Regions from separate parts of the Homo sapiens genome. Here region 2 is linked to region 1. The links are chromatin loops, found by intact Hi-C in ENCODE. Cell type or tissue: Panc1. All regions are shown on one strand. Each heading gives the region's core, and the rest is flanking DNA. Links, peaks and the distances in the headings are about the cores only. Region 1 overlaps TSG1 (tumor suppressor TSG1). Region 2 has its middle 350 kb from the start of TSG1.

Region 1 (17,142 bases), core at 4,377-12,376:
TGTTCAGGTTTCAGCTCCAATCTAAACTTCTAGTAGTAGGGACTTTTTCACCACTCTGTCCAAATGTACCTTCTACCTTCCCTTTCTCAGTAACTCTGTTAAGTTACTACAGATGTTTTATATTTTTCAGATAATTAATTACCATCAAAAATTATATATGTATTTGTTTATTTTTATTACATCTCCTTACCCATATTAGACTTTATATTAGTACAAATAAACTTTTGTTGGCTTAATCTTTTGAGATTATATTTTTTACATCTGCAGGCATGTATTATCTAGACTGAAAATAGAACATCAATAGTATGTATCCTTTTCTTCATAAAGTTCATAATCTAGTAAAAGAGAAAGTAAAGATATACAAGTGTATTAGCTGTCTATTGCTGCAAAGCCAATTACTGCAAACTCAATAGCACAAAACAATAAACATTTATTATCTCACAGTGTCTGAGGATCAGGAATCTAGGTGTCTTAGCTGGGTAGTTCTGTCTTGGGATCACTCACAAAGTTTCAGCCACATACTGGCCGGAGCTATAGTTATTATCTCAAGGTTCAATGGGGAGAAGTGAATATGAATATCATTCATTTCCAAGATAACTGATATTGGTGGGTTTCAGTTCCTCACGATGTGGGCCTCTCCAAAGGTTGCCTGAGCAGCAACAATATTGGCTTCCCCAGAGTGAGTAATTCAGGGAAGAGAGGAAGAAAAAGAGAGTGAGAAGAGCAAGAAAGAAATAAAATTCTGGAAGGAAACCTCAGATTTTTATAACCTAATCTTGCAAGTGAAATCTTATTACTTCTGCCATATGCTATTCAATAGAAAAGAATAACTAAGTCTAGTCCTCACTCAAAAGGAGATGAATTAAGCTGTGTATTTTGCAATGAGGAGTATCAAAGAATTTAGAGATGTATCTTTTAAATGACTACAATAAGTTAGCAAGGTTACATTGAAAAATTCCATTAATATAGGCAGAGCATTCTAAGAATTTATAAATATATAAGAACAAGTTAAATTAAAGTGATAAGTAAAGGTTTAAATGAAAAAATGGTTACTGATGCCTTTTGATACATGAATATTTGATAAAAATCACTTTAGGTAGAAGAAACAAAGAAACTGCAGAATTTGATTGAGGAATAGAAAATAGTTTGATCAGGGCAAAATTTTATGTGAGAGAGGAGGATTGGTGATCTGTTGCTGAAGGAAGAAAGCCACCTATTCCTGTTCTTCTTTGATTTACAGATGGCCAGAAAATAATAAAAGAAAATAAAAAAATCTTTGCAAATGCTTATGGCTTAATCAGCATAGCCCTGCTCTTAGAGAAAGTGAAGCAGCAGCAGCTGTGTGAGATGTGATTCAGGATTCCATCCAGTTGCCTGCTTTCCAGCATCCTTACAACTTGCATAGTGCTAGACGTGCATGTATCCTTCCCTCCAGCAAGAAAATGTCTCAATTTTTCAATCGGAGCTTGCACTCCATCTGAGATTGCACCCTATTAAATTTCAATGAATAACTCATTTTATTGACTAATACATCTCAGAAGCATGATAAATACTTTTATGGCCCCTTTTATTGTGCAAGTGCTTTATCAATGTGAATATTCGGATTTGCTTTTTCAACTGAGAGTATGCTAATACATAAAACCAGGCAAATACGTTACTCAGATAGACAGCTAAATCCTGGGTTGGGGTAGAAGTAGAGTAAAGGAATTAGCTAATAATTTTCAAACTGATCGATTAAGTCAAAAGCTCAGACTATCCACCAGATTGAAGCTTTGTTTAAACCTTATTAATTACAAACTTGGAGGACAAAAGAAGACTGACCACAAAAGTTTAGAATTCTCGAAGTGGGCTTAAATTCTTTCATTTATCTTGGGAGGGAGCAAAGATATTACTTTTATCAAAGTTTATACAAGAGTAACCCTAATGGTGAAGTTAAGCTCCTGAGACATTTTATAGTACATAAATCTCCAATATGTGACATGTTTTCTGATGCCTCACCAAAGGCAAACATATTATAAGATGCAACTGACACACTACTTCCAAACAGAAGCCAGGGAACTGCCAACACTTGTAATGGCCAAACATAAAAACGATTAGGTCATCATATCAGATTGTTTGCCCGTTTGTGTAATACTGTTGGAAAATATGTTCTGACAGTCTCAAAAACAATATAATTTTTTTGAGAATTGAGGATGACATAACCTTTTTATGATTTTACAAACGTTATAAAATATAAGATCTATCTAGAGGGTAATTTCACCTTGATTTTCAATTAACCAAACAGGGTAAATACCATTAGTCACAATAACTTTTACAACTTCAGTCATTATCCATCAAACTACTTTGTGGATCATTTCTGTTTTTATAGTTGGAATAAATAAGCATGGCATAAAACACATCAAGTCTTTTCGTCCTGCAGTACCTAAACTCATCTATCTCCTATGCACATTTCAAGCTATGAAGAGTTTTTTGTATATTCTACATCCTTTAAAAAAATGGTGGGCAAATGTTTAACACAGTAAACTAAACAGTGTGGAAATGGAGAAAATTTGTGCTTATATTTAATAAAAATTAAGGGAAGTGTTTATTTAGAAAATATATGCTTTTAGTATTAATCAAGAATGTGCTGCAGCACACTATCAATTTCTTTCTTCTTCTTTTTTTTTTTTTTTTTTTTTCAGACGAAGTTTCACTCTCGTCACACAGGCTGGAGTGCAATGGCATGATCTCCACTCACTGCAACCTCTGACTCCTGGGTTCAAGTGATTCTCCTACCTCAGCCTACCAAGTAGTTGGGATTACAGGTATGTGCAACCACGCCCAGCTAATTTTTTTTTATTTTATTTTATTTTGTATTTTTAGTAGAGACGGAATTTCAGCATGTTGGCCAGGCTGCTCTTGAACTCCTGACTTCATGTGACTGGCCTTCTTCAGCCTCCCAAAGTGCTAGGATTACAGGCCTGAGCCACCATAACCAGCCCACACTATCAATTTCTTTTTCTTTTTGTTTTTTTAAGACGGAGTTTCACTCTGTCACCCATGCTGGAGTGCAATGGCGTGATCTCGGCTCACTGAAACCTCCGCCTCCCAGGTTCCAGCGACTCTCCTGCCTCAGTCTCCCAGGTAGCTGAGATTACAGGGACCCACCACCACGCCCAGCTAATTTTTGTAGTTTTTAGTAGAGACGGGGTTTCACCATGTTGGACAGGCTGGTCTCAAACTCCTAAACACAGGTAATCCTCCCGCCTCAGCCAACCAAAGTGCTGGGATTACAGGCGTAAGCCACCCCACCTGACCCACACTACCAATTTCTAATGCTAATTTGGCACAGTCAGTTTCTAAAGGTTACTTACCAATCCTTAATAAGAAATACACACATTCTAAGGAGACAGCATTTTCTTACACTTGTAAGATAAATTACTGTTAGGTTTATTTGTGTTCCTTGTCCTCACTCACTCACACGTTTGAGCCAATAGCTCTCATCATTAACTTCCGGGAAGGAATAATTAACCCAACGCTTTAAAGCCATCACAGGGGTCTCAATATCCGGTATTTCTCTTCCCAGTCTCACCCTGTGTTTTTTCTCCCTGTTTTGTTTTCCTTTTTTAACAAATTACCCACCATTTTTAACAGCACTGCTTCTGAAATCAGTCAACTCTACTTAAATGGTTCAAGCAATTGGATGCAAAAGTACAGTTTAAAATTTCACAGGCTCTATTTTAAAGAGGGAAAGCAAACTTCCTCAGGAAGAACAATATCCAATAAGGAGTGTGGAAAGTTGCATAAGACAGTCAGTGGTGGAAGGCTTAAAATATAGTTCCCTAAACATCTTTCATATAGACTAGCTCTTCTTTTCTCAAAATTGCTCATTTCTCAAATACTCCATCTTTCTCATAATTCCTTTAAAATGTAGTGTGCATGTATATATATATATATATATATATATATATATATATATAGTGTCAGTATCTGAAATGAAGAAATTACGTTGTGATATCTTACCTTTAATTTTCTATTATTGTTTCGACACATAGAGTATATATCTTATCTCATTTAGAAATACACACAACCCTATGAAAGATCTTTCGGTAGCCCCATCTTAATACTGAGGAAGGTGAAGTTACAGACATTTTTTAAGCCATCTCAAGCCTTTTAGGCATTCAGCCCCACAATGGAACTCAGCCCCCTGTCTCTTTATCTTAAGTTCAGCATTCCTAAGGTGATACCTGCTGGAATCCAAGTATTTCTCCATAATCTGAAAAGCCAAGTTTTCTGCTCTCATTTCAAATATATTTTTTTTTTTGCGACTAGTGCTGTGGACTGAATTGGGTCCCCCCAAGACTCGACTCATATGTTGAAGTCCTAATGCACAATGTGATGGTATTTGGAGACGGAGACAATGAGAGCTAATTAGGGCTACATGTGGTTATGAGGGTGGGGCCCTCATGATGGAATTGTTGTTATAAGAAGAAGAAGTGCAAAAATTGCTTTCTCTCCAACATATTATGACACAGGATGAAGATGGCTGTCTACAAGCCAGAAAGAAGACTTCTACCAGAAATTGTATTGAGTGGCACCTTGAATTTAGACTTTCCAGTTTCCAAATTTGAGAAATAAATGTCTGCTCTAAAGTCACCAGTCTATGATTTTTTTAATAGAAGCCCAAGCTAATATAAACAGTTATACAATTCTCATCTTCATAAATTCATTAACTTAGAAATATAACCTTTTTGGGCCCCATATTTTTCTATTGCTTAAATTTTTAAACAATTTTATTAGACTAATTAATGCTAATGATGTTTATCTGTCTCTCACTTTGATTCCCTTTTATTGATGGAATATTCACTTTTTCTTGTCTTCTTCATGGCTTCTCAGAAGGGCTTAATAATGACTGATTTAATCAGAATGTTTGCAGAAGCAAGTAAATTACGTTGGGTCACTAGGTAGTCAGTTTAAATGAAATTCATAGATACAGAAGAATCACAAAAAATAAAATTAGTTAATATACTAATTTAGTTAGGAAAGTTATTCCAATTCCAGAAACTTCAGTAGAAGTCACCATCCAGAAAACTCACTATCCTTTGCAGGAGATCAAATAAATGGTGTTTTAGTTAAAAAGCAAAGGAAGGTTTAGAACTATGGATAAGTTTCAAATAAAAACTAAATACATTATGTTATATTCTAATTTCTCACTATCATTATTAATATTCAATCATTGTCTTATAATCTGTTTGAATTATTATCTCTTTTTAAGAAGAACATGCTCATATTCATAAAACAATAGGCACCTGTCACAGGTTGGTTTACCTGAAGCAAACACTGATGTGATATTTGGGATTCATGATAGGATTAAACATATCAGATAAAATGTTTAGAATATTTTAATGCTAAAATATTCAAAGGATCACTTAAACTGAGTATAGCCATTGGAAAATACAAAATAATTGTTTTTCCTTCTTTCTTTTTAATAGATGGAAATCTTTAATCTGAAACTCTTCTTTGAGAGGAGTTTAATTAGTAAAATTCTAGTCCCCTCTCTCTTAGCTCATTCTGTCCATGGTAGGTGGAGTGATTTAAGAAATTTATAAATTTGAGAAAGAATAGCTGGACATACCTGGCTTCACTCTGGCCTTCTTATTCCTCTGGGAAGCTGAACAAAGAGAATATAAGTTCTACCCTGCTCTTCCCGGGCAGGCTTCTATGTTTCTGTTTGTGGACAAAGGGTAAACACCAGTGTAATTTTAGTGCTTGCTACAAATAAAAGCATAAAAGCCACATACTAAACTGGCCTCTCTTCAAAATAAAAGAGATATTTGATATTCACCTTTGCTCTTGGTGTAATTTCTCACTATTTCATTATCTAAACATGAAAGTGGGTGTTCTGAGAGTTTTCCTCAGGAACTCCCAATAGCTCTAAAAAATACACAGAACAAAATCTTAATTTGTCTCGTAACAGTGAGTTCAAATTACTTTTCATATGAGTAAAAGAAAAAGGAAAATTAACAAGTAAATTAGAAGAGAATAATTCTGCTTTCACTTCAAGGTAATCAAAATTCTTAGTATCACTATCTGATAGTAACACAACACAATAAATAATGTAAAAAACTGAAGTTTTTATCTACTATGCCAAATATGATTCCTCTGGTTTCTTTTTGTTTGTTTAAGAAAGTATTCTAAAAAGTTAAATTGACCAAATGGGCTACTTATACTGGCATTGTATAATCAGAGTCAGAAATGTTGAATAAACAAATCAATAAAATGGAGCTGTATATTAAAAACAACAAGCAGGGTTTGTCCTAAATGTTTGCCCCATAGCCAGGTTTACTTTGAGCCAGCATGTAAAAGATTTTGTGATTAGGCCCCAAAGCACAAAAATACCAATTAATTATGATGATTAGATATGTCTTCATTAGTAGTCTATAAATAAATCATGCAAAGCATTATGCAGTCAGCTATCCTGGAAAAATATTCTTCTAAAGGGCTGTGAAAACAGCTTAATTAATTATAAATGCTTTGAAACTTAGCACATTATATTTTGAAATGTTAAAGCATACATACATACACATGTTATATATGTTTGGAGGTATTTGTCAATCTGTTTCAGTGTTTCTTAATGCTACTGAGCACTAAAATGCTTCCCAGAATCAAGATGAAAGTGTGTTAAAAATCTGTATTTATTGTTAAAAGTAAAAATGTTATTTAGAACACTTATATTTCCAATTCCTCTCATGTTTTCAGATGACAGAGTGTTTTCCTTTGATATTTAACTTCTATGCTTCCAGAAATACTTTGTAAATGTTCTCCTCTCTTCCCTTCCCATTCTCTCCCTGCCCTCAGAATATATTCCTCATTTATTCAAAAAGATTTCTTCCTGAAAACGTTCCATTATTAAAAAATCTCAATTATGCTTATAATTAACCCGTTTTTTGAAGCTGTATTCCATTCACTCCATCAGATCTTCTGCCCTCCACTGCTCCCTGGTAGACCCACAGGACAACGATCTCTATGAACTGCATCAAGTGTTTCCCTTGCCCTGCAGTTTCTAGTGGAGTTTGGCTAATGGATATCCCTGGCAGGAGATCAGAGGTAGGTAGGAAAATTTATTTTCCTCGCTTCTTTTCTGCAGGTTGATTGTATACCTCTGCCAAAGGTCACAGCTCTTGACGGGTGATGCTTGCTACATGAATCGCTCTACGGGTTTTAGTCCTTTCAGATATAAGGGTGATTACAGGTCTCTCCACTATAACTGGCCCTGGGGTATAGAAATCTCTTTTGATTTCTCTATACCCTGTTCCAGGTTTGTAGGTCATCATTTTATTAATTTCATCTCAAATTATCCAATTTGAGGACATAATCTGTTATATGCAATACCCTGACATGATTAATTTTATAAATAAACAATACAAAAATAGAGTAAAACATGAACATCCTCATTACATCTTTTGATTTTGAATACTGAAAATACAATTCAAATTGGCCTAAGCACCTGAATTGTTCTAGTTCTCTGAGTCAATATATCACATGCAGAAGGATGCACTTTTCTGCATACTTGTGGTTTAAATGGGCCAGAACAGTTCAGGGTAACATCAAGCATGCTTTTGCATATATTACTCTAGAATGATTGTGTATCAGTTAGGGTCCATTCAGAAGACAAAATCAAGTCAGTTATTTTAACAGAAATGGTTTTATATAAACAATTGTTAATTAGGTACTAAAGACTTAAAATGGCAAAAAGAAAAATAATTGCATTGTTATGGAAGGAGTTTCTATAGGCTGCAGCTACCCTACTATGACCGGGTATGCAAACACAGTCTTGGAGGAAGATCTGTGCAGAGCTGAAACTCAGACCTCAGATAAAGTGTGCTGCTTCACCCATGCCTGTGTCTCTTTGCTTGAGGGAAATATCTTATGGGACTAGGACCCAGGCCTCTGAAGAGGAATGCTGATTGACAGCATCAGGGGCTGCTATTTTTGCAGGAGCACATTGAGAGTGATTCTGCAAATGTTGAAGAACTGCAAAGTCAATTAAACATTCTACAGAGACAAACTGCTGCTACCAGCAGGAAGAGGTGAGATGAGGCTAAGGTGATGCTCAATGACAGGAAGCAAATGGGAAGCCAGCACCAAACAAACAAAATGGAGCAAGTCTCTTTTCCCTCTTCCATCCTTACAGCTCCCTCTAGTGCTTTCTACTAGCCAAGGCTAAGAGGAAGGCAGCTGGCAAAGCAGACATGAAGCTTGCAGATTTCCAGTCCAGCTTCACAGCGCAGAGTGTAGAAGAAACAGCGTGAGCTGAGAGGCAATAACTTAGTAACTATGTAAGGTAACAACCAGAGGTCAACTATACTCATTGATTAGAAACACAGTTGCAGGATTCCTACTTTATCAAACCTTATATGAGGCTAGATTTTCTTAACCACAGGAAAGTTTTAGTCCTTTCGACTTTCTACTTGGGAAGTTAATATGACAAAGAAAACAATTATAACAAAATATGAGAAGTGCCATGACAGGAGCTATAATATGAAGCTTTTAGAATGGCATTTCAATTAGCAATGTAGGGTCCAGGGAGAGCATTTGATTGGAGGTAATGTTGAAGTTGGATTTGAATCCTGAAAAGATTCAATAGACAGGAGCCTACTGAGTAGATACTAGAATTAACTCAAAAGCTTGATAACAATATTTGGGAAAACAGGAAGGTCAAACATCAGAAAATACAGGTAATTTCCACTGGAGGAATTTCCTGGTTAGAACACAAGAACCACTCACTCTGTTGTTCCTGAATACCACTGAACCAGACCTACTGTCACTGGGCACAGCTGCCGTGAACACAGCGATGGTCAATAATTTTTCACAGGCCTTTTTAAATTTTGTATTACTTCCTGAAAATTCAAAGTGGGCCATCCAGTAGGTTGAACCTAGTCAGTTGCCCTGCTCTAGGTGCCAGGGGAAAGAAAGAAGAATATATGACCTTTTCAGTCTGACCTTAAATTCTGGCTTCCTCCAAGATTTACATAGTAAGGATTTTTTTTTTTTTTTTTTCTTTGACAGAGTCTTGCTCTGTCACCCAGACTGGAGTGGAATGGAGTAGCTGGGACTACAGATGCATGCTACCATGCCCGGCTAATTTTTGTATTTTTAGTAGAGACAGGGTTTCACCATGTTAGTCAGGATCTTCTCAAACTCCTGACCTCATGATCCATCCGCCTCGGCCTCCCAAAGTACTGGAATTACAGGCGTGAGCCACCACGCCCAGCCCATAGTATGGATTTTAATCCCAAATAAGGTAAACATGTGCATGATAGGTTCACAACATTCCCACTAGCAATTATCTCTTTGGCAACCTAGAATTCATATAAAATCTTTTGCCCATTCTAATCAAAAAAACTTCCTGTCTTGTACTATGAAACTTCCTCTCATAGCAAAAATCCAGTTTACCGGTGTCCCAAAAGGAGACAGTTTTAACCCTCTTCAGTTATAGCATCTGGCTCCAACAGTAGAATCTCTGGATAATCTCCATATTGAACCGAGATCTCCTAGATCCAGTCTTGATCTTGCCATAGTAGTGACTGAAAGAAAGGAAAAGTAGATTTATGTAAATCTTTCATTCTTAGGGGTTCTGAACTCCTGCCAGTTTTATATGTACAGCTCAGTCTTTTACAAATAAATATGGTCACATAAAAATTCCCCATGGGACCAACTGGGGACCCACCCTTCCTGATGTATTATGTATCATCAATTATCTTTCCTCTTGACTTTCAATATCAATTACCCTATACAACACACTAACCCACCTGATTGTTTGCTGACTCAGGTCATGAGATTCTGAATTGGCCAGCTGGCAATGTTTACTCCCATGCAACCATTACTGAATACCCTGGTGTAACATTTCTCCCTTGAATATTACTAGTTTCTAAACCAGTATTCCCATTATTTCAGAGATAGGAATAAAGATATTGTGAATAACTAATTAGGTTTAATTGGAAGATGTACTAATTTCAATTCTATTGTGTACTGACTGAAATAAATAGCAATATATATGTTTCAAATGTTTCAAATCATAGGTAGTATCCTATGACATGATACCTAACTTATTCTTCAATAAAGTATATAAGACTAAAGTAACCTAAGGGCATTACCCCATTTTCCTGCTTTGTTCATAGGAAATTGAGTTCCTTGCTTGGAAGAAATTATGAGAAATATAATGACATTGAATTAAGCATTCAGTTGTGTAAGGTATAACGATGCTGACTTGAGGCACTACATGAATCCTTCACGACAAAAGCAGTAAAACAATCATCAACTGACTTCAAACAAACACTTGTCCAAACAGTTATCCTATAGTATTGTAGGTTTGTATTTACTACTTTTGGTAAAATATCTTGGTACACTGCTAAGGGGAAACCTGTGTTGTTGTGCTTGTGAGTAGCCACTATCTTTTCAATCATGGCCACTTTGTTCATTAAATTCTAAAGTTGCTATAGAAGGAAGATGACCTACATTGGGAGATTAGGTTATCTTGTCCATCTAAATGTATGAGCTGTTTGGCTAGAAATGTCCTTTGCATTAATATGTAGCATGAATATTCTTTATGTTCTGAGCCCATTTTAAAAAATTCTTCCATGATTCTCTTCCCCAATGCCCCACTCCCACCAAAAAAAAAAAATCTGTCATTAGTCCCCCACGTCAGTTCCTTTGAGATCCCTTATCTAGTTTCTAGGCAAACTGGCAGCCATTTGCCGTAAATTCTGGTAAGTTGATATTTAAGGCAATTTGAAACTATTATCAAAGCACAAGAGAAAACTGGACTTCTCGTGGCATTATTTTGCCCATGAGCTCCACAAGTCATCCAGTAGGTTTCAGAGAGAAAATCCTCCCAATTGGCAAAATAGATTAATGTGTTTAATGCTTGTGTCTAAGCATCTCCAAAAGATCTTAGCAGTTCCATTTTCCCAGGGCATCCTTACCTTGGTAAGTCGCGATGGGTGTCTTTAAGAAGAGGTACAAGGAATTTTCATAGTGTATTCTTCAGTGTCAATGGGCTATCAATGGGAGTTAGTGTTCAGGGTGCCAAAATATCTTTCCCTACCAATTCTCTAATTTTTACGTAAGAGACGAGGAAAAGCTCTGAATTCAACTGATAGTCTAATTTTACTATCTCTAATACCACATTTTGTTTTTTGCCAGCTCAGTCCCTGCAGCAACAAAAGATAAGAGATTCTTTTATCTTGATCCTAGAAACTCCATGTATTTCAGTCTGTGCTATGAGCCTAGAATTCAAGGATTTTAACTTGTCATTCTGTTTCTTTAAGCTGTCCATTGATGTTCAAAACAGCTGCCCCTTCTCTAAGTCCATAAATTCCTCACGTACACCCCACTATTCTGTGGTGGGGGCAATTCAATTCCCAAAGCATCACTGCAATGATGCCAGGTGACTACAGACAACAATTTGATTAACTTTTTCACTATTACTGAATTCCTGTCTTGGCATTTAAGCAAGATTTTGACTGGTTTCTGCCCCAGCTATGCCAGATGAACAATTAATAGTTTCCACATTTCCTTGAAAGTATCTGATGCACCCCATTCCCAGGTACCAATTTCTCTCTCAGTTGGAAATTTTGGATGTGAGCAGAAAAAGCAGTTCTAGCTAAAAGGATAATTGTTGAAAGAATGTTGGGTAGCTCACAGAATTAGCTGGCATGATGGGGTACCTGCTAAGAAAATGGGCAGAAAACAACAGAAGCTTTGTAGAGGGAACCACGGCCAAGAGTATGATGAAGAAATACTCTTGTTTGGATGCCCCAGAGGTACTACCAGTGCCATCAACAAGATCTGTTGCTGGATACTACCACTGCTACATACAGCAGAAAATAATAAATGGTGGATCCAAAAGACACAAATCCAAACATAGATCATTATTATGCATGAGAAAGAATGCAAAACAAACAGGAGAGAAACAGAAGTTCATCTCTTGGTGATATACAGAAATATAACAGAGGAAATCATTATTTGAGATTTAAATGGGGAGGGGTTGTGAGAGGCATTTGGGTAATGTGCCATCATCACCCGATACCTTCCATTATGGCCAATAATCAGCTGGATGGCTTTGAAAATATCACTTTTTCTTTACTATAACTGGTTCAATGTTTCTACAATAAAGACAATAATATCTCTACCAAATGATACACCTTGAGGAAAAATTGGTATATATATATATATCACATGGAATACTGCCCAGCACATAGTATACACTTTATAGGTGTTAGTTACCTATTTGTGGTACTATTGAAGTAATAGCAACATTAGAGTCACTTCAAGTTTGAGGAAAACATAATTAAAAATGTATGAGTACAAAGAGAAGGAACATTTGTGCAACTCTTACTGTAATCACTTTTTAAACTGTCACTGTAACAACTTGGTCAATTAAGTATCTCCCACTTTTTATCTTATCCTAAACAAATTAAGCAATAATCATTGCAAAAGTGTTTTTCTCAAAGCTGAAACACTTGTCTTCAGATTAAAGTTTCTTTATAAAAAGTACTTAATATCCTGAGAATAGAAAGAAAATTTAGCTAAGCATATCTAATAAGAACCAAAACACAATATATGTGCTGATAAAACATTAATGGAGATTCCATTAAAATGAGAAATAAGGCAAGGATGCCACTGTGACTACTGCTTCTGCTTCTAGTTAATTTGATTATACAAACTAATACATATAGGATATGTGAGAATGATAGGAAAATATCACTCTTGCAGAAAACATGATTATCTCAAAAGAAAACAAAGGAATTCATAAAACACAAATTTTTAAAAGTAAGCCTAGTAAAACACTTCCAAAAAAATGATTGAGAGCAAGATGGCCAACTAGAAGCCCCCAGCACTCATCTCCCCTACAAAGACAGCAGAAACAATAATATTTTCTAATGAAAATAACGGAAGGAGAGCACTGGAGTACACGAAAGAAGTAACAGAAACCTTGTAGATCAAAGAAGCCCAGGATAGCCACATAGAGAACAGAAGGAAACATCTTGCCTCTGTCACTCCATCACCTAGTTGGAATCCACTTAGAACCAAGGGGAAATTCTTCCTATAGGGAAAAGGTAAGCAAATTCCCCATCATCCCCCATCACCACCTTGAATACCTACAGTCCTCACAGTAGGGACTACTGCAATCCTCACAAGCACTAAGCCCAGCTGAGGGAGCTGCCTGGGATGCACACAGCTGCACCCCACCCCCTGACCCAGAGAAGGCATCAACACTGTGTCCATCCCACTCATACCTCCCAACATGGCCCAAACCACTATCATACTACACCATCTTGGAACCATAAATATTGCTTGGGGACAAATAATCAAGATACCCTTCCATCAGTTAGGCTTTGTCACCTCTGAACCACTCTCACCTCATGGCTCATCACCCTTGGGCCAAGCTTATACTACATGCTAACATATGGGGACAAGTTGCCATGAAGCCATTCCATCGGCTTTTCTCAGCTACTGCTGTGCCATGCCCCTCAGGGGCTAAGCTGAAGCAGTGTGCTACCTCACAGAGAAATGGTACTTTAGCTGCCCAGAGCAGTCACACCCTTCTTGTGCTTGAGCTGAAATGGAGCCCTGACTCATGGGGAATTTGTGCTTTGGCCAAGTCAAGCATCTGTGCATCCCAGAACTGAACTGACATGGTACCCCACATCCCAGGGAAACAGAGGATTGACCGAGCTGAGACACACTCCCATATAGGCCAAACAACTGTAGTACCCTGCTGCTCTGGAACTAGAATAACACCCTAGAGTCTGAGCTGTTGACACAACGTCCTACCCAGGGAATGGAATCATCACTGAGCTGTCCCCTGTCCCCCAGGGCTCAAGTGATTGCTTGCTCTGCCATTCTGGGTTTATTGCTGCCACTGAACCTGAAAACACTGCTGTATACCACCATCTTAGATCCAGAGTCACCACTATGTGATGCTGCATCTTCTGGTGACTGAGTAGCCATAGTGCCCTATTGGATCTCATTCTCAAATTCCAGCTGTACTCTGCTGGGTGTGCTCAAATCTTCAGGGAATCCTCTTTTCCCTGGAGCCAGGGCATTTCTATACCCTGCCCTTCAGGGACAGAATTACAGCTAAAACTTGTCCCCCAGGGCCTGAGCTTCTGGGGGTTCTCAGAGTCACAGATCCTAGCTTTGTAGGCAATCCACATCCCACACTGACTCAGAAACTGAACATATGCCCTGAGACCCAGGTGGCACAATAGGTTCTCTGGACCCTGAGACCAGGACCTCAGCACCACAACCACTCTGAGCACTTGCAGTCTAGAACCCATAACTTCTGAAGCTGATTGTGGGCTGTATCATATTCAACATGAAGAGGGATCCCCTTTGTATATTGAAGAAATATCCCCCTTGGACCCCAAGAAGGAACCAAGACTGTCTATTGTAAGGAAAAATGAGGAGAGAAGAATCCCAAAAGCCCTTGAAACCAAGGGTCTTAACAACCTACACTTCCATAGCCATTTCCATAGACTCCTACAGCCTAGGCCTCTGAGGCATCCAGAGTCATCTCTGATTTTGAGTGCAAATGAAGGAGTTGATAGTATGGCATAGATGCTATACTATCGCATCCACTCAGAAACAGTCAACATACCCTTTCCCTCTGGTACTCTAAGGTCCATCTGAAGGTAAAAATCTTTTTCTATGAAAGCCAATCTAAAATTTGGAGAGGTGATTTTTCTACTGGATGTGCAGACATCAACACAGGGGCACAAACCACATGAAAAAGCAAAGAAGTATACACCGTCAAAGGAACACAATAATTCTCCAGTAGCTTTCTTAAAGTAAAGAAAATTTACAAATTCCCCCCAAAAAACTAAAAATAATAATCCTAAGAAAACTCAACAAGATAAAAGAGAATACATAAAGGTAATTCGAAAAAATCAGAAAAAAACAGTTCATGCTTTAAATGAGAAATTTAACAAAGAGATAAATATCATAAAAGAGAACCAAACACAAATCTTGAAGCTGAAGAATTCAATAAATGTAATGTAAAATATAATCAAGAGCTTCATCAATAGACTAGATCTAGCAGAAGAAAGTACCTGTGAACTTAAAGATAGGTCTTTTGAAATTACCAAGTGACAGCATAAAAAGAAAGAATAATAAAAAATAATAAAAATAGCATATGAGACTCCTGGGACACAATTAAGTAAATTAAATATTCACAGCATCGGAGTTCTAGAAAGAAGAGAGATGAAGATAAGGTCAATAAGCTTATTTAGTGAAATAATTACTGAAAAAACCCCAAGTCTTGGAAGAAATATAAACATCCAGATCCATGGAGCTCAAATATTCTCAAACAGATTCAACCCAAAAAGGTCCTCTCTGAGGCACATTATTATTAAACTATCAAAAGTCAAAGACAAAGAGAATTTTACAAGTGGCAAGAGAAAAGTGTCAAGTGACATAGCAGAAAATCATGTAGACTATCAGCATATTTCTCAGCAGAAACCTTATAGGCCAGGAGACAATGAGATGTTTTATTCAAAGTGTGAGAAAACAAAACAGAACAAAAACTGTCAACCAAGAATACTATACCCATTGTATCTGTCCTTCAGAAATGAAGAAAAAAATGAAAAAAAAATGTTTCTCAAATGAATGGCCTAACATTATGCCTCAAGGATCTAGGAAAAAAAGAACAAACTAAATCAAAAGTTAGCAAAAGGAATAAAATGGTAAAGAATAGAAAATAAATAAATAAATAACAGAAAACCTATACAAAAATAGCTATAAAACTAATGGTTATTTTTTAAAAATACACAAAATTTAACAAAATCTTAGCTAAATTACCTAAGAAACAACGAGAGAAGATTCAAGTATGTAAAATCAGAAGTAAAATTGGATGTATTAAAACAGACTCCTCAGAAACAAAAAGGATGTTGGACTATTAGAAAAATTATATGCCAATAAGTTTGATAGCCTCAAAAAATAGATAAATTCCTAGAAAATTACAACCTAACAGGATTGAATCAAAAAGAAATATAAAGCCTGAAGAGACCAATAACAAAAGAATAAATTAAAGCTGTAATTAAAAGCCTCCCCACCTTCCCCCCACAAAATGCCCAGGACCAGATGGCTTTACCTTTGAATTCTACAAAGCTTTCAAAGAAGAATTAATACCAATAGTTTTAAAACTCTTCCAAACAGTAGAATACTTCTTAGCACATTTTACAAGGCCAGCATGACTATCACATGTGAGCCAAAGATACCACAAGAAAATAAAACTACAGACCAATATCTCTTATGCATATTAATGCAAAATTCTTCAAAAAATATTGGCAAATCAAATTCAACAGCACATAAAATAAATTATGCATCATGATAAAGTAGAATTTATTCCTGGTATGCAAAGCTGGTTTACCAAATGCAAATCAACAAATGTGTTACATCATATTAATAGAATAAAAGGCAAAAACTACCTGATCATAACAATTGATTCAGCAAAAGCATTCAACAAATTTCAACATCATTTCTTGATAAAAAACTTCTAAGACTTTAGGTATACAAGGAAAGTTCCTTAACATAATAAAGGCCATTTATGAAAAACCCATAGCTAACATCATAGCTAATGGGGAGAAACTGAGACTTTATCTTTAAGATCTGGCACAAGGCAAATATGCACACTCTAGCTCCTTCTTTTCAACATAGTACTGGTAGTGCTGTCAAGAACAATTAGACAAATAAAAATAAATAAAAAGTATCCAAACCTGAAAAGAAGAAGTAAAATTGTCTCTATTTGCAGAATACATAATCCTATATGTAGAAAATGCCAAAGATTCCATTGAAAAACTGTTAGCTTTAATTAATGAGTTCAGTAAAATTTCAGAATATAAAATCAATATAAAAACCCATGACATTTTTATACACAGAGAATTGCCTACCCAAAAAAAAATCAAGAAAAGAATCCCATTTATGATAATATTAAATAATAAAATAAAATACTTAGGAATCAATTTAACCAAGAGGTGAAAGATTGTCCACTGAAAACTATAGAACATTGATGAAAGAAATTGTATTAGTCCATTCTCATGCTGCTAATAAAGACATACCTGAGACATGGTAATTTATAAAGGAAAGAGGTTTAATTGA
Region 2 (17,142 bases), core at 5,614-13,613, 330 kb before region 1:
GGACACGAATTCTACTGGAGTAGAGCCACATCCTTATAACCTTATTCAACTTTAGTTGCCTTTTTAAAAGCCTTGTCTCCAAATACAGTCACATTGGCATTTATGGGCTTCAACATATGAATTATGGGGGGACACAATTTAGTCCACAAGACTACATAATGGTGACAATATGACACTCAAATTTATTTGTATACATCTAACAATTTAAGAGATAAAACATTCTGTATAAACTTTTAAATTTATGTTACATATTAATATAAATATTTTTACAATAAAAGTAAAATATTTTACATATTAATATAAATATTTTTACAATAAAAACTAAAATATTTTACATATTTTGTAATTATTTCTAAAATAAAATAAGTAGTTAAGTTTTTCTCATTTTCTAAGTATATTGCCCAATGTGCAGGACAGAAAGAATGAAGACATGGCAATATTAGCAAATGATTTGAGTTTTTTAAAACTAAAGATATTAAAAATTTACAATTAAATAAATGTTACTTCCATCTGAGTTACTGTATTTAAATAATGCATATCTTCAAGAAAGGGTAAATAATTTTTTATAATGGCAATTGTGTTTAAAAAATAGAGAAAAGTTAACTAGAGCAAAGCCTTATAAATAAGAATATAACTATGCAGAAAATCTCCCTTTGAAGTAAAAATATATATATAAATAGTAAACTAAAACTTTATTTTGACTTCGTTATTAAATTTGTTTTCCTAGGCAACTAATTTCAGGGAAATGGTTGAATGACAATGTCTTCATTTTGTTTAAAACAAGACTTCATACTTTGTAGATACAACTCATACAGGAAAATAGTCACTTTACCCTAAACATAGTCATTCTATAAAGTCCTTCATCTATGGCAAGGAATAAAATAAAGAACTAATGTTTCTACTTATATTTGAATTTATTTACTTTGTAGTTTTGGAAATTTCTGAACAAAAGGTGAAATTGTATTTTCCTCCAATTTCACAGATTTTCAACTTTGATGCTTTTACAATCATACACACTTAACAGAATAAAATTATAACACTTAAATATCACAAAATTAAGCCACTGTGTCTATTTTTTAAAGTTTATTTAGCATCAACATAAGCTGTTTAGAAAATCTGAATAGGATATTTTTGCCTTCATTCTTATTTTCTTCTTTAACTCCCTAGAGGTACCTTGTCTAGGATGCATAGTTATGTATTTCTACAAACAAGGAAGCACATATAATTATCTATAAAATTTACAGCTCATCAATCTAGCTATTTTTCTGTTGTTTTCCTTTTCATTGCAGCTTTGAAAGCTTAACAGATCACATAAGAATACTTGGCTATTCTTACAACTTTTTGAATTTGGGTCATGGCCCCGGACTTCACTCTGAGTGTTTTTCTGCTACACCTTTTATAACATTAGTTATGCAAATATGGACAGCAAAAACAAAGGTTTTCTATTTAGAGAGTTGTATCATAGAATTCTTTCCCATATTTACTCGGTACATCCATTCTCATGAAAGTCTCAGTGAGGTCAATGAAAATTCTGAACATGTGAAGTTTATGCTGGGCTGCTCTAGATTGGCATCCACAGAGTCTGCTCAAGGGCTGGTAGGAGCAGCAATAAAAACTCATTAATGATGGAGTCCCAGTCCAGAGCACGACAAGACCTGGGCTGCATGTTGTACAGTGCCAATATTTGCATCTATGGGACTTCCAAAATGGGGGGAGGTGAGTGCAAAGGGTGACAATGACTGAATTAATAATCAAGACTGAAAGAATTCACAAGGTGAACAGTATGTTTGTAAGGTGGGAGCCTGATTGAGAATAGCTTTGAAATTTAATTAATAAAAGTAATCAGGAAACATTACCTACCATTTTCTTGGCTTTTTCACAAATTATGATACGATCAAGTTCTGTGAACAAGCTGATTGCCAATAATTTCATTCCAACACTCTAAGGTTGAACCTAAGGTTTTCAGAAGCATAGGAGTCTACGTAGTGGCTGTGTTATGTACATACTTCCATGATGAAATCTTTATGAGTTTTTTTCACTGTTCTGTGACTTAGTCATCTAATTCAACAGTAATGACACTTGCCAAGCGTGACTTCCTCTCACATGAAGGCACCTGGAGACCCAGGTGTGCTTCTGCAACAGAACTGTGAGAATTGGTTACTTCTTAATTTGACCAGGTTCAACTTCAAATTAAGAAGTAGGCAAAATTTGTTATTAGTGCTCTACCACTCTCCTTTTTTTCTGGTAGTTCACATCTCCTAGCATTTAATATGCCCTTTTTTTTTTCTGTCTCAGATAATTGTTAAATAAGTCACACTAAAGAAAACCTTTTCTAGATGTAATGAAGCTATGGGCTCAAGATTCAAAGAAAGAGATGTGTATTCCAAACATGTCAGAAAGTGAGTGAGGTAGCCACCCCTCAGATTACCCCATGTGGAGAGATACGATTCTGCTTTGAAATAAGGTAGACTCCTTCGTAAGAATGATATGAGCCCTCTAAGCCAGCCTCTCACCAAACTAAGGAATCCTTTCAGTGACCATCTGGACAGTTGTCCTGCCACAAACTCATTGATTCATAAGCCAAGTAGTTTTACTAATTGAGGGCTCTAACCAGAGCTTTCATTTTTATATTAAATGGAAATTTATTTATCATTATTTTCTATTTTTCTGTACTGCCATATTTGAGTCATAAAATATGCTTATTCCTCTTTTCCTTAGTAGAATGGATTTATTCATTTATTTGAAGAAATAAATCATAATAAAGCATGGTTTTCTGAGACTAAGTAAACATAAAGGAAATATACCTGGACTTGATTTGCATAATGTTAGGGGACAAAACTGTAAGAATGATATTTAAAAATTAATCATACTTAAACCTGAATATTAGCCTGATCAAAATAAGACACTGTTCAGAAATTGTCAGAATTTTTTTAACCAAATGGAATAATGACAATAATCTCAAAAATAACTCTGAAATCAAATAATTATGCATCTTGTTCTAAATATATTACATATATTAATCCATTTAATCTTCATAAAATACCCTGTGAGTTAGGTATTATTATTATCTCCTTTTTTCTACAAATGAGGAAAATGAGGCCCAGAACAGTTAAAAAGCTTGCCCAAGGTGCAAAGTAGAGAATTGAGATTTATTAAATTATTTAAAGTTAAAATTGTATTTTAAAATACAACAAACAGCCTAAATATGAAAGGTCAATGACAGTAACAGTTATTCTTTCATACTTTTTTTTGTTATTTATTTACAGATACTACCATGTATAGCAGGCATAAGTTAAATAAAAAGCCATTATGGTGAAAAAGGAAAGTATATTTTCATCAAAGAAAAAGGTTGAAAAGAGAATAAAGAATTTAAGTAAAATGTTTTGTGTAGTTTTAGAAAATGCTTCTATTAATTGCTATCCAGAAGGCATCTATTAAGATTGTATAAAAGTAAAGATGCAACAAACAATTTGGGTGTCTAATTCTGATTAGACTAATGTTCAGGTTTAAGCATGGTTGATTTTTAAATATCATTCTTACCTATACAGTTTGGGCCCCTAATTATAACACTCAAGCAAATGATAAATCCATGTACACTTCCTTCATGTTTGCCTATCCTCATAAACATTTGAATAGATAGTAAAAGCAAAAGGCTAAAAAGGCTTTCTAACCTAAATATATTAATCTTTCATATACTTCTGAGAACAATAAAGCAGGATTTAAAAAAGATGTATTGTGTATAAGGTTGAATTTTTGAATTATTCTTTGAAAATATTTATAATCAATGTATTAATATAAGCATGCTATTTTCTACTTATGAGATTATTTTAGAAATTGACAATTTTTAACTTACCATCAATAAGTATTGACTTTTCACATAGTGAAGATAAGTTGCTCTAATTTATTCCTAATCTTCTCTAGTATTGGCAATAATGAAGAATAAACATGCCAGTGCAGGATAACAGCCAGAATAAATGGGTGAAAATAAACCTAGAAAAATTAATGTGTTGGCCTTGGCTTCAGCATCGTCACACTTTGATTTGTTAAACTATGGTTGTAAAATATAAATAGTTTATATGAATATATCACATAAATTCACTGTTCACACTTTTATTTCTTTATTATTTCAAAGAATAGTTACTGAGGCTTACCACATGCATAGCAGGTATCATTTACTGATAGTACAAAAAATTTTGCACATGATGCTGCTTTCTGGGTTGTCAGCATTAACTGGAACCTGGCCTTTGCCCTTAGGAAGATTACAATTAACTAGAAAATAAAATCATATAAAAATATATGCAGAAAATCATAGTATATGGACAAGAGGCTAGACTATAGTATAGGCAGAATGCTATAATTCTGTGATAGTAGAGAAACACTTCACCAAGGAAATACCTTTTGAATTGATCTTAAAAAAATAAATGAATATATTGAGTGGAGAAGTTAGAAAATGACTTTTTATTGAGTGGAGGTATCCTGTGCATGGAAAGACAAAAGGGCATGAGAAGTGCCTGGAAAGGTAAATGCTGCAAATACACAGGTAGTATGGGTGGAGTTGTCTCAGTGAACAGTGAACTTTGCGAATAATCCTATTACTTATGACATCAAATCTATTGTTTCTAAAAAGCACCATTATTTACTACTGAGAAAGAAAAAAAAACTGTCAGTTAAACTATAACACAATGTTCCTTATCACTGGCACGTTGGCCAATGTATCTACCTCCCTCTACATATAGGTAAATGGGTAGGTAGATAGATATATCTAGATAGCTAATTATACTTGTTGAAATAACTCTTTTTTTTTTTTTGAGGTAGGGTCTCTCTGTCATGCTGGGGTACGGTGCTGCAATCTCAGCTCACTGTAACCTGGACTTCCAGGGCTCAGGTGTTCCTATTACCTGAGCCTCTCAAGTAGGTAGGACTATGGGTGTGCTCCACCATGCCTGGCTAATTTTTGTGTTTTTTTTTGTATACGTGGAATTTTGCCATGCTGCCAAGGCTCATCTCTATCTCCTGGCCTCAAGCGATTTGCCTGCCTCAGCTTCCCAAAGTACTTGGATTATAGACGTGAGCCATCATGGTTGACCTGAAGAAACTGTTTTAAATATCAAGTGTTGATTTTTATCATGTACAAATTTTATACATACATAAAAATTCATGAGTAAAATAAATTTGTTAAGGTATTTTAAAATCACTTTTATGTTCAGAGCCCCTCTAGCCAGCTGTTCTTTTTTTTTTTTTACTACTTTAAGTTCTAGGGTACATGTGCACAAAGTGCAGGTTTGTTATGTATGTATACATGTGCCTAAAACCATAAAAACCCTAGAAGAAAACCTAGGCTATCCAGCTGTTCTATCAGAACAGCTTTGACTCATAGTCATCAATATCAATGTTTTCTCCTCTATGGTATCTCCTTTTATCATTGAGTATTTTCTAAAAGAGTGTTCCACTATGGTCTGAAGGATTTTCTTCCAGGCCTTGACACTTATTCCACAAGTTTAAGGCACTTATGAAGACAAAATAACCATGTCAAAACTGCTGCTGTCCACATCCTAATTCAGAATGGTACAATATGAAAAAGTAGATTTCTAACAGTGAAGAGTCTTAGAAAAACATATTATTATTTTCTCAATAGCATTTTATTGCATATATTACCATTATTTGACAACTTTAGGAAATAATTGCATTTCAATTCATATTTAACACAAAATATATATATTTTCTCACTTGGAGCAGCTTTGCATGATTTTATGGTCACAAATACAAGTGATTGGGTTTTGGTATCTTTGATAATATTCATGTTCCCATATTTTACTTACTCTACTCCATTGATATAAGACAGGCATTTTGCGTTTTTCATAACTAGATTTACCTTTTGTTTTGTGACAATACTGTTATTGATAAAGTATAGAAGAATATTCTCTAAAACTTCCAATTATTTAGAAATCAAATTTTTAAAATGGAAGAATCTCCTGAAGGTCAGCAATTTTGATGCCTACTTGATACAGTTAATAAAAATGGGCTAGCCCAGCAACTACAATCTATCAAAGCAAATTCTGTCTCACTTTTTGATGAGGAAAAACTTCAAGATGTCATTTTCTCTATGATTTCGTTGTATTGTGAAGCTCCACAATACAAAATGCATGTTATTTACTCTTATCCTGAGGTCATGTAGTCAGTAATATGATGAAGAGTGTTGGAAAACAAACTAAAGGTGTGGGAATAAGTTTCATAAGACTCCTTCAATTATTTAAATCCATGTTTCTAAATTGCACGCATGTTTAACTGTATTACATCATTTCTACATTGAAGATAAGATTGTTGCGAAGACCAAATAGGTAGATACACAGACAGGCAGATAAAAGAAGACAAAATAACAAACAAATGAAGCCCTCCAGGGTTTTGTTTTGGCAAGCCAAACGTCACACAATATTGAAATTATTGCATAGAGACATTAAATGATGCCAAATGCATAAGAGGGTATTATCCACTCCGAGCTGAATGCTCTGTTTAAAATATAAAGGTAACACAACAATAGCAACAAGAACATTAGCATTATATAGACCTTAAAACACATAAGAATAATAAATTGCAAAATATATAGAATATTCTTTATTAATATAAAGAATAATAAATTGCCAACTATTAATTGTTTTTTGATAGTAAAACAGAGGATTATAAATATTCCTGTTTAATACTTGATCTCAATATTATAATTTTGCCACATGCTAACTTTTCTTCACAAATTCAAATTTGAATATATGGGGTTGAATACATATAAAATACATGTTCTAAAAATTCTCTCTATAGAAAACATTTTTAGTATTATTCATTTGAATGTTACTGAGTTTTAATTTATTCCAAAATATTTTAATTGGAATAATCTCCAACTTAAAGATACTTTATATAATTTATCTCCTTTTCTAAGTAGAAAATGTATGGACACATCAACAAAATGTTGTTACGAATTCTATTTAGGTGATAATTCAAAAAACAAGACAAATTAATGTTTTGAATAAATACTGTGCTTATCCTATTGTTTCTTCTTAGTTTCATTATTGATTCATCCCAATAATTTACTTATCTTGATTAGATTAGTAAAACTAATATCTTTGGGAAGTTTCTATATTTAAATATTTTTGTTTTGTTATATAAGTGTCATAATTAAAAAGACATAATATTTCCCTAAAAATATATTACAAAACAATTCAGACACAGTAAAATGGCAATTTTTTTCTCAGAATAAAACAAACTTAAATATATAAATTATTATTAAAAATTTCACAGGAATTCATAGTAATTTTTATTTTTAAATTTCACACACCATATGCTAATTTTATATTGAGAGCCGTGTGTCTGGCTAAGAATCAAGGTGATTCTGCTTAATAAAATTTTGCCAACTAAACTACTAAATTACCCAACTTTGGGCCTTGTTAAATTCAACAACATTTGTTATAATTAACCCATGTAATTAGTATATTTATGAAAAAGTTACATTAAAGGACTGGGAATTAAAAACAGTAAAATTAAATATAAAACAGCAAAAAATCATAAATATTTAATTTTTGACAATAAATTCGCAAATATCTGACTAAACCATATTCCAGGTACAATTTCTAACAGCTTTGTAAAAGCTAAAGGGAGGTCGCAAATTGAGAAGGATAATTGAGTTCAAAAAAAGCAAAATCAGGCTATAACAACAGGCGTCATTTTCAGTAAAGTGTAAGTGCCTGATATTTAGAAATCTGCAGATAAAAATACTGAAATACAGCAAATAATTCAGTCAGAAATCAGAGGATATGTGATGAGTGGGTGACTATGATGGGAAAGGTATTTGAGTATGTGGGGAGACAGTGTGATTCTAAAGTATGAAAGGAAATGAAAAATCAAATGAAACAGACTAAGCCTCCACTCTCCTTTCTTTCAGAAAGAAGCCTGGGATGATAGAGTTTATTTTACTTTTGGCTTTGATGTCATAATCATCCGCTGAAGCTCCACCGTTAAAGAGTAAATCTGCTTAACTCACAAAAAAAGGAGGAAAATTGCACAGAGGCACTTGCTTCTCTTGCCTCAATGGCCACCCATTTGAATTACAGAAGTGCAGTATTATGTCACTTTGGTATTACGGGTGCCATTTCAAAAGCCAAAAGCCTACTTTTTAAAATATATCTTAATCAATTCAAATAGAAACAGCAATTATTTGCCATTAAATGAGCATTGTGTGTGTGTGTGTGTGTGTGTGTGTGTGTGTGTGTGTGTCTGTGTGTCTATGCGCGTGCGTGCATGCATGAGCAGCATTAAGAAGGCATTAAACAGCGGAAGAATGTCAATGTATCTTCAAGCTGCAACTTCCCAACTGCAAAGAGCTCTTAAACTTTGCATCTACTTCCCTCTCTGAAGAAATGTTTTGCATTAAGAGTTCAGTCCTAAAGGATATCTCTTAATTTGTCCTTCTTGTGGCAGATAAAAGGATAATTAAGTTAATCTTGTGAAATAAAGTGGAAATATTTTACCAATGATTAATTTTATGTCAAATCAATGTGGTTTTTATTATTCAATGTTTTTAAAAAGTGAAAACCTGAATATTCATTCATTTATTCTTGATCTTGGCTTAGCTGGCTATGGAATAATTTATTTTTACAAATGATGCATGGCATATTTCTGATCAGAACAATTTTAATATCAGTAAAAGGAGCTTCCCCCTCCTTACATTGTTTTTTCATTTTTTGTTGTGTTCTACTATTATGCAGCTGGATGTCATGTCAAAAATTTCACAATTTCAAGAAAAAATTGAGAGTCCACATAAGTGGCCCATATCATTTCCTCTGCAAGCATTTTCCACTTGAATTCAAGTTTTCTTTGAATTATCTCATATATCCTGTAAGAATTTTTAAATGCATAAAGAAAGATAAAAAATCCCACTTTATTAGTTTCATGTCAATACTACTTTGTTGTATCATAATGGGTATTACATATGTTGAAGAAACCCCACAGGAAATTGTGTCAGTCTATTTTGTGTATAAAAATACTTAAAGCTTGTCCTATTAAGAACAGGGTATCTGAACCTCTATTTAAGTGGTTCCCTGCTGCTGCTCTGGCACTTACCCTTTTAATAATAATAAAGAGCTCCTCAAAAAAAAGTCCTTTCAAAGATTATTTTAAATCAGCTTTCACAGTAAAACATTCAAAAACCAGTATGTGTTATATTGTAAGTCATCATGCAGGCAGTAAAGACATTGCTGCACTGAATGTTCAATGTTTATTTTGTATGAAGTGGATAACCTTGGGTTAATTTTCAATCCTTTAGTAATGTGATAAAGTCCGTTCGATGTAACCTTTCTGATATAATGGATTTCAGTAGGGTGGGTGTTTTTCTTACTGCTGTGTCTCTAGTTGTCATTTCTTTGCATCTGATGATGAAAGATATTTTGATCTTGTCTCCAAATTTAATCACTTACATGATTTAAAATGGGTTAGGTCACTTGCTATAATAAGGTAAAAACATGATTACTTTTTTTGTCATTACGTAAAGATATATTATTCAGTAAATTAATACAAACCACTTTTTAAGCCTCCTAAAGTATGTAATATTCACTAATCATCTTTTGGTCTGTCTTAAAACAAACTCATCTAATGCATTTCAACATAACCATTCCTTTGTTCGTAAAATCTATTATCTCAGAGTTTCTAATTACAACTTGTAAATTACAAATTTAGGTAATGCATCCAGAAATAAGAAAGGTATAGTAAGAAAATGAGATACTTCTTACCAAATGAGGATGAATTGTTTTCATACCTTGATCACTAGAAACAGTACCTGCCTTCCTTGACATAATTTGTCAGAGATTGCATTTTTCTTGCATGTGATACCATGATAAGTTTTAAAACTTTGTCGATGGGTAAATCCTTAAAAAGGAAGCTTTAAATCATATGTTTAAAGGGATCCAGTTCCCATTGTAAGACTGCCCACACTTTTTGCACACCAAAAGGGGATGCTATTCACTAACAGGAGAAAGGCTTGACACAGCAAACAGTGTGAATCACAGTTCACCCAGGGGTTGTGCAGCTGTGAGGGCAGAACACCTTCATAAATCAGGACATTTGGGGCTTTCTTCCTTCCCTCCATCTCCACTTTTTAGGTAATTACACATTCTGAGTTGCAAAACAGTGTGCACTGTATCTAAAAGTCATGAGTTCTGCATTCTGTACCCCATCCCTCACCTCTCACTTCAACCTAGCTCATGGGAACAGGGCCCTTATAGATTTGTTAATATGAGCATTGTAAGCAAAATAAAATTTGTAAATTAGATTAACAACAGTTAAATCTCCTCAAATAAATTTTCTGCAAATGTGCAGCGGTTTAAAAGCCACAGTGCTTTCTCTCTCTCTTTTTTTTTTTTTTTGGTTTTTTTTTTTTTTTTTTTTTTGAGTTTTGCCCTTGTTGCCCAGGCTGGAGTGCAATGGCGCGATCTCAGCTCACCACCACCTGTGCTTCCTGGGTTCAAGAGATTCCCCTGCCTCAGCCTCCTGAGTATCTGTCATGTGCCACCACGCTTGGCTAATTTTGTATCTTTAGTAGAGAAGGGGTTTCTCCATGTTGGTCAGGCTGGTCTTGAAGGGCTGACCTCAGGTGATCTGCCCGCCTTGGCCTCCCAAAGTGCTGGGATTACAGGCATGAGCCACCACACCCAGCCCATAATGTTCTTAATATGCAGTACTGCTTTTCCAATGGTCTGAGGCCTAGGTTGGAAAAATCATGGTAAGTAGAGGATATACAACTGCATTGATGTAATATTTGTTAGATAGATGATAGATAAATAGATAGATAGATAGATAGATAGATAGATAGATAGATAGATGAGAGATAGATGTGAAAGGCAATCAGAGAGGAACCATGAATGCTCTAATATTGTTAATTATTATTGACAGAGAATTGCAGTTATCAGGCAGGTAGGAGAAAAATAATGGTCTTAAATGTCATATTCAAGCATTTTTCCACTGAGCTTCATAATAAGAGACATGACATGACTGTGTCTGAACTTTAGAGAGACACATCTGGAAGCAGTTTGCATAATCGTTTGGTGGGATTGATAAGGAGAATGTAGGGAAGCTAGCAAGAAAGTAAAAGTGGAAATACAAATCTACAGTTATGAAGACCTAAGTTAGGAATTCTGCAGTAAAAATGGAGAGGAATCAACAAAACTGGTAGCATCCTATGGGATGCAATAAATAAATTTTGGGACTAGTTAGAAATTGGTTGCAGTAAGGGGGAGGGTTATTTTGTTGGATTATTTGTTTTGTTTTTCTTATATCCAAGGGTTTTGGAAAGGGAAAATAAAAATTATGCTGTGAGTGATGGCTTTAAGCTTTCTGGCTTGGAGATCTGAGAGGAAGGTGATCGTAATTGAGACACAGGACATATGTACACAGAACAGAGTTATATGAGAGAAAACAAAGACAGTTATTTTGAAAACATGATCAGTTATTGCACTCAATAATGTCATATTGATGTAATATTACCTTAGTGTAATATTACATTACAATGATGTAATATTAATGTAATGTAATGTAGCAATAAGAAAAAGTGTACTATTTATTTTATTCAGATCATTTTATTCTTAACATTGTGTTTCTTCTTAGCGCTGATGCCTGCCTGCTCACTAGCCAGTGGTGACACTCTCCTGTCCTCTTTTTCTAAATCAACTAACTTCCAATAGACTCCAATCACATGAGGCACATTCATTCTCTATATGCTTATTTATGGACTTCCATGTATCTGTATTTTTCTGTCTAGTTAAACCCTGCCAATCCTTTGAGCTCTGATAAAAAGTGTTCTCTTATTTGTGGTTATTCCTTCCTGCTCCCTTCATCTCCATGTCTATAGCACTTGATTCACACTGCTGCTCTAGCACTATCTCCTTATGTTGGTAGGAGTCATTTTTTCAGTCCCTTTCTCCACTCTTGTCCAGCAGACAGATTGTGAGGACTTCAGTAATAGAGGCTGTCTCTCATTCGCACTTGTATGTCTGACCATTATACAAATACCTATGAGAGGACCTCAATAATTTTCCATTGGGTTGAATTGAAGAGATAAAATATGTGGCTCAACTGGCATGGGCATTGAAAATTAATTTAATAACTAATTAAACAACCTACGAATATATTCCTTATCCTCACATGAAAGCCAGAAGTCCTCAGGGGTTTTCCTACCCATTGAGATGCAGCTATTTGCTTCGAGGATGCTCCTTCCTTATATCATGCCCGCTGGAATTCCAGAGCATGCTGCAAGTATTCTCTATTTAACTGAAGGTCTTAGGATAACCTTATATTCTCATGTTCAACTCTGGAGAAACACTATTTTCTTTATTGATTTAGTTCAGTTGTTAGCTCATGTCACTACCCCCCACATGTTGCTTATGTTCTGAATTGCTTGGAACCCAGGCATAAAACTTCAGTTGGGTTTCATAACAAGTCTAACCATTATCAAATGTGTGCATATGTGTGTAATGGGCTACATTAATGGATGTGAGGCTAAGTTGGGGTGCTAATTTTGCAGACGCAAATTACCTTAAATCTAATGTTTGACTTTACTCATAGTTTTTCTAAAAGCCTGAATCAACTAACAGGTATATTTTAGTGATCACTTCACAACACACTGTCCTAGCTTCACACCACCTTATTGGTTCCCTGATAGATTTCTCCTCCTTCTGCTTTACTACTTCCCTTCAGCTCTTTCTGTCTTGGTTATTCAACATGATCCAGTTGTAACAGCACTTTCTGTCCACTTTTGCTGCTCAGATCCACTCAAGAAGTATGATTGTATACAGGAGGTGTTTTTTTTTTCTCAATAACTTCCCTATATTCAAATTATATTTTCTTTAGTAAAGAAGGTAAAATGTGATTGTTACAAAATTAGCCTAGACATTTTTCATTAAATGGTAGGAGTAGAAGTAGTATAAGTTCTCTTATATTTCTCAATAATATCACATATAGTTCATATTTCTGCATTCTCTGAGAATTCTTCAATTTTATGCATTTTCTTTCTTAGTGTCGATTTGGCATTTTCTACAAAGTAGAGTTTTTCATCTTTACTTTCAAAATTATTAGGTATAAATGTAAAATTATTCAGTTTTCTTTATTAACCTCAACTTTGTAATTTAGCTTGTACTCCTCCCCTTTCCATAACCCATTCATTTACAAATGTACTCCCAACTAAGTTCAAGTATCCTTTTGCCTTGATCTTAGCTTTAAACTGCTTTACAATTATCTTCACTATAGAATCAGGAAACTAGCACTATTATCTTCTTGATTTCTTGACATTATCTATCCTCGTTTTTATTCTGACTCCCAAGGTTTATTATTTGTTTTGATAATCTTTTTTTTTTTTACTTTTACAAATAACACGTTGATATTAAATTCTTTATATAAGATTAAATATTCTACATCTCATATTTCAAGCACTCATCAAGAAAACTTTTCCACTGAGAAACCATTATGCTACTTGAAAATCTGAAATTATAATTTCTTTGTTTTTTATCAGTCTTGTTTTTCTTACCATTATTAGATCAATATCATCTTTTTGTGTCTTAAACATGTGGTTCACAGCCATGCCACTTCTCATACCACATTCCATGTATTCCTAACCCTGTTTCTTCCTTCACATTTCTAAAACACCATCCAAAACAAACACTTCTTTCTCCTTCTTCTTCTTCTTCTTTTAAAAACATGTTTTCTCTTTTCCCTGGGGGCAGATACTGTCTCTCACATGGTGGGTCTAAAATGTTTTGAGAACAGATACTATAAGAGAAATAATCTTCAAGACACAAAACTGTGGGGGGCACAGAATTTATTACTAGAATGCATCTCTGGACCTGACTGTTCCTCTACTCCTTTTATCCCTGACCTGAATGGCAGTTGGGCAATGTCTGTGTTTAAGGGAACTATGAGCCTTTATGTTCAGTACAATGCTTCACTGTCTTAAAGTGCTCACAGGTGCTTTTATTAGTTACTACGGATATTCTTTGTTGATAACTAAGATACTGATGTTAACAATAAAGCAAAAATATTGAATGCAACAGTGGCCACCAATCAGAGGAATATCCAATTTAGAGGATGCAGAAGCTTACCACTGTGCCATCAAAGTAAAATCTTTTGAGGTGAGTCAAGCTGGAAGTGGGGAAACTCTCACATCTCCACAATAAGAAGCTCACATTTTTAAAATAGGAGGCTCTAAATGTGTGTATCTTGAATGACGGTAAGGTCAGAGATATTGGAGAGGTTTAATATCTTTCTGAAAGTAAGAAAGAGAAGGCTGATGACATAAATTGTATAGGGAATCATTAATTCTGCTCACTTAGAATTCTGCTTCTTCCCCCTTGCAGGAACATGATAGAATTACACTTTCTTACACTTTTGAGGTTAGTTGTGGCCAGATGGCTTGCTTTGGCCAGTGAAATTCAAGTGACTGTGTCACTTCCAGATAACATTTTCATAGCTCATGTGCAGTTTCCCATATTCTTCTTTCCCTTCTGGTATGGAGATGAGAAACATTTGGGAGATCACCGCTCCCTCAACCCTGGGCCTCTAGGGACTTCATTAAGCCCTGAGCTCTGATGCCACAGAAGGACATGCAGAGTAAGTGAGATATCACTTTAAGTGGCTGGGATTTGGTGGTTATTTGTCACTGCACCATATTGTAGCTCAGTCTTTGCACAGGACACTGAATGCAAAAATATTCCACTATTTACTTTACATAGATTGTTAAGATAAAACAACAACAACAAAAACCTTTCCTCGAACTTGATATTTTTACGTGTTGAAAACCTAAAAAAGTATAAATTAAAATCTCTATTATAACCAAATCTACTTGTGGACAATATCATAATCAATCTACATTTGGTGCAGAAAATTTCTTTATAGCAATTTTCACTTTCCTTTGAAGATTCATACGTGGCTCAATCAGAACATTCAGGTAAAGCTCATGACAAATATTCATAAAGAATGGGTTTGCACTGAAAAACAAAGAGTTTTCAGTACTTGAAAAAAATTACCCATGAAGATACTTCATCAGTAACTGTAAAATATAAATTAATTGGGGAGCTAAGTCGAAAAGCCTTCCAAATTAAAATTTTTACCTAAATATCTATTTAGCATTATGAAACTGAATTCTGGAAAATAACATGCAATAAAAGTTTAGACTTAAATTCCTTCTAGATATTAAGATATTAGTCTTTAAATTTAGAAAATTTTAAAAATCTGTCTAAAAATGAAAATCATCTGCAAGGGCAAATAGTCATCTCCTACTCACTTTTTGTAAGTTTATTTCAAATATGTATTTATTTTTTAAATAAAACATTCAACTATTAATGTACTTATTAAGCAGGTATTGAGCAACTTTAGTTCTAGAATGTTAAGTGTAATGAGATATATATTATATAACACAAGCTACAATTTTAAGATGCTTACTATGGAAAAAATATAAGTGTCTAAAGAATTAAGGCATTGATATACATAACGGTGAAGGGGTATTCAGGGGAAAAAATTTTAAAAAATCACTAGCACATATTGTCAGTAGGTATCTAAACATGCTTAGGAAAAATATAGATCCTCTCATAGCCTAGCTCTAACATATTTCAGGAAATCCTTTTAAAATTGATAGAATAATGAAATAGAACATTAAAGTTAGTAAACAAGAAAAACACAAACATTCAGGTATTCATTCACATTTCTTTGAATATAATTTCTAAATGCATAGTGATATTCCTTTTCAATAAGTGGAATTATTTTTCATTGACTCTTCTAGGTAAATAGCCTGTAACAACTGTTTCTCTTTTTATAGATTCCTTAGACTACTCTGAGTAAATTCTGTGGGGTTAGTGGCTAAAGTTGTGCATTCATAGGTGCCTGACTCTTTTAGCTAGAGTAACTTTGCAGAATTACAGCACTTACTGCCACAATATACACAGTTAAATAATTTATACAATGTGGAAGAAAGCAAGTCTAAAACCGATTATCAGCTGGTAGGCAAATTCACTTGAATGTTGGGATCACTGTTGAATATTCAATTATATAGATAAAAAGAACATTAATAGAATTCTAAACATATATAACAACTTGCAGTTAGTTATTATTGTATATTCTAAAGGACCTTCCAGACTGCCTAAAGATGCACATTTAAATCAAATCAATCAAAATTAAAAGAGAAACATTTTACAAGATTTATGCATTAAATATCAAGTCATTGTATGTATTTTACTTTCTTTCCTTTTGTCCTAGTAGTTGTTTTTGGTAACAATTTGCAAGATACTCTAACTTATTAAAATTAAGATATATCTTATTTCTTCTGTATCAATTTCTTCCACATATAAATTCAAGAAAACTATTCTCACAGGTGGAATATAAGATTACAAAATATCTGACTGCTATGGAAAGGTTGTTTTCAGTAAAATAGAAAGGAAATGTTATTCCTTGAATTTTCTCAAGTCTGTATCTCTAAAGAGCTCAAACATAATGTGACAATGGAGAAAAATGCTCTTTGGCTTTACGGCTATGCTGAAGCTAGCCTGATGTTCTGTAAACAGAGGTGTGTTATTGATAAGTTATTGAAATATGTGTGCCAAACAGCCCAGAAAAACCACTATGCTTTCTGAAGAGAAGGTGGAAGGAAAGCTTGCTCTCAACCTAAACTTTCATTTGCTGGAGTTTGGACAGTTTCTTAACAAACAACAAATCATCACTTTCTATCCTTAGGAACTTTGTTATAAAGAAGTTTATTCAGTCTTATTTCAATAGTTTTTATTCTTGGTAATATGAAGGATGAATTAAGTTGATCACAAAAGACTTTCACTACTCTGAATTACCTGTTTCACCTTGGAAAGCCACACAAAATGAACCTCTTAAGCCTTTTGAAAATGACCTTTTTCCTCAGAAATGATTTATCTTTCCCCTCGAAAATCCGTTTTACAAAAGGGAGTATGATTAAAGGAAGCCAAGCAGCACAAACACTTGCTGAAGATCCTGCTTATCTGGAACTCACTTGACAATGTGTGTTTTTGGGGTTGGGAATGCTGCAGGTTCAAGGGATAATTCTGCCTTTCAGGCACTTCAATTTATTTCATGCCTGAGCACTGTCATTGTACGCAG

Evidence for each region. Peaks named below come from ENCODE experiments on the same cell type or tissue, not always from the same donor. Only the 100,000 strongest peaks of a DNase experiment are listed, where the experiment ranks them.
Region 2: a loop joins it to region 1, with 2.5 times the contacts of the local background. A loop is called at or near these places in 5 of 110 quality-filtered maps.

What each region holds. Positions count from the first base shown.
Region 1 is chr6:93,712,587-93,729,728 of GRCh38, reverse strand. It overlaps TSG1 (tumor suppressor TSG1), which reads right to left. Exons shown (of 10, transcript NR_015362.2): 2 at 9,436-9,566; 3 at 5,615-5,706. Among named protein-coding and RNA genes, the nearest start is that of TSG1, 14 kb to the right of the region's middle. In Panc1, for the core only: CTCF peaks have their summits at 7,990 and 8,194 (motif pointing left); a DNase peak (open chromatin) is centred at 8,208; H3K27ac peaks cover 3,758 bases.
Region 2 is chr6:94,045,818-94,062,959 of GRCh38, reverse strand. No RefSeq gene overlaps it. Among named protein-coding and RNA genes, the nearest start is that of TSG1, 350 kb to the right of the region's middle. In Panc1, for the core only: CTCF peaks have their summits at 9,788 and 9,987; a DNase peak (open chromatin) is centred at 10,029; H3K27ac peaks cover 2,986 bases.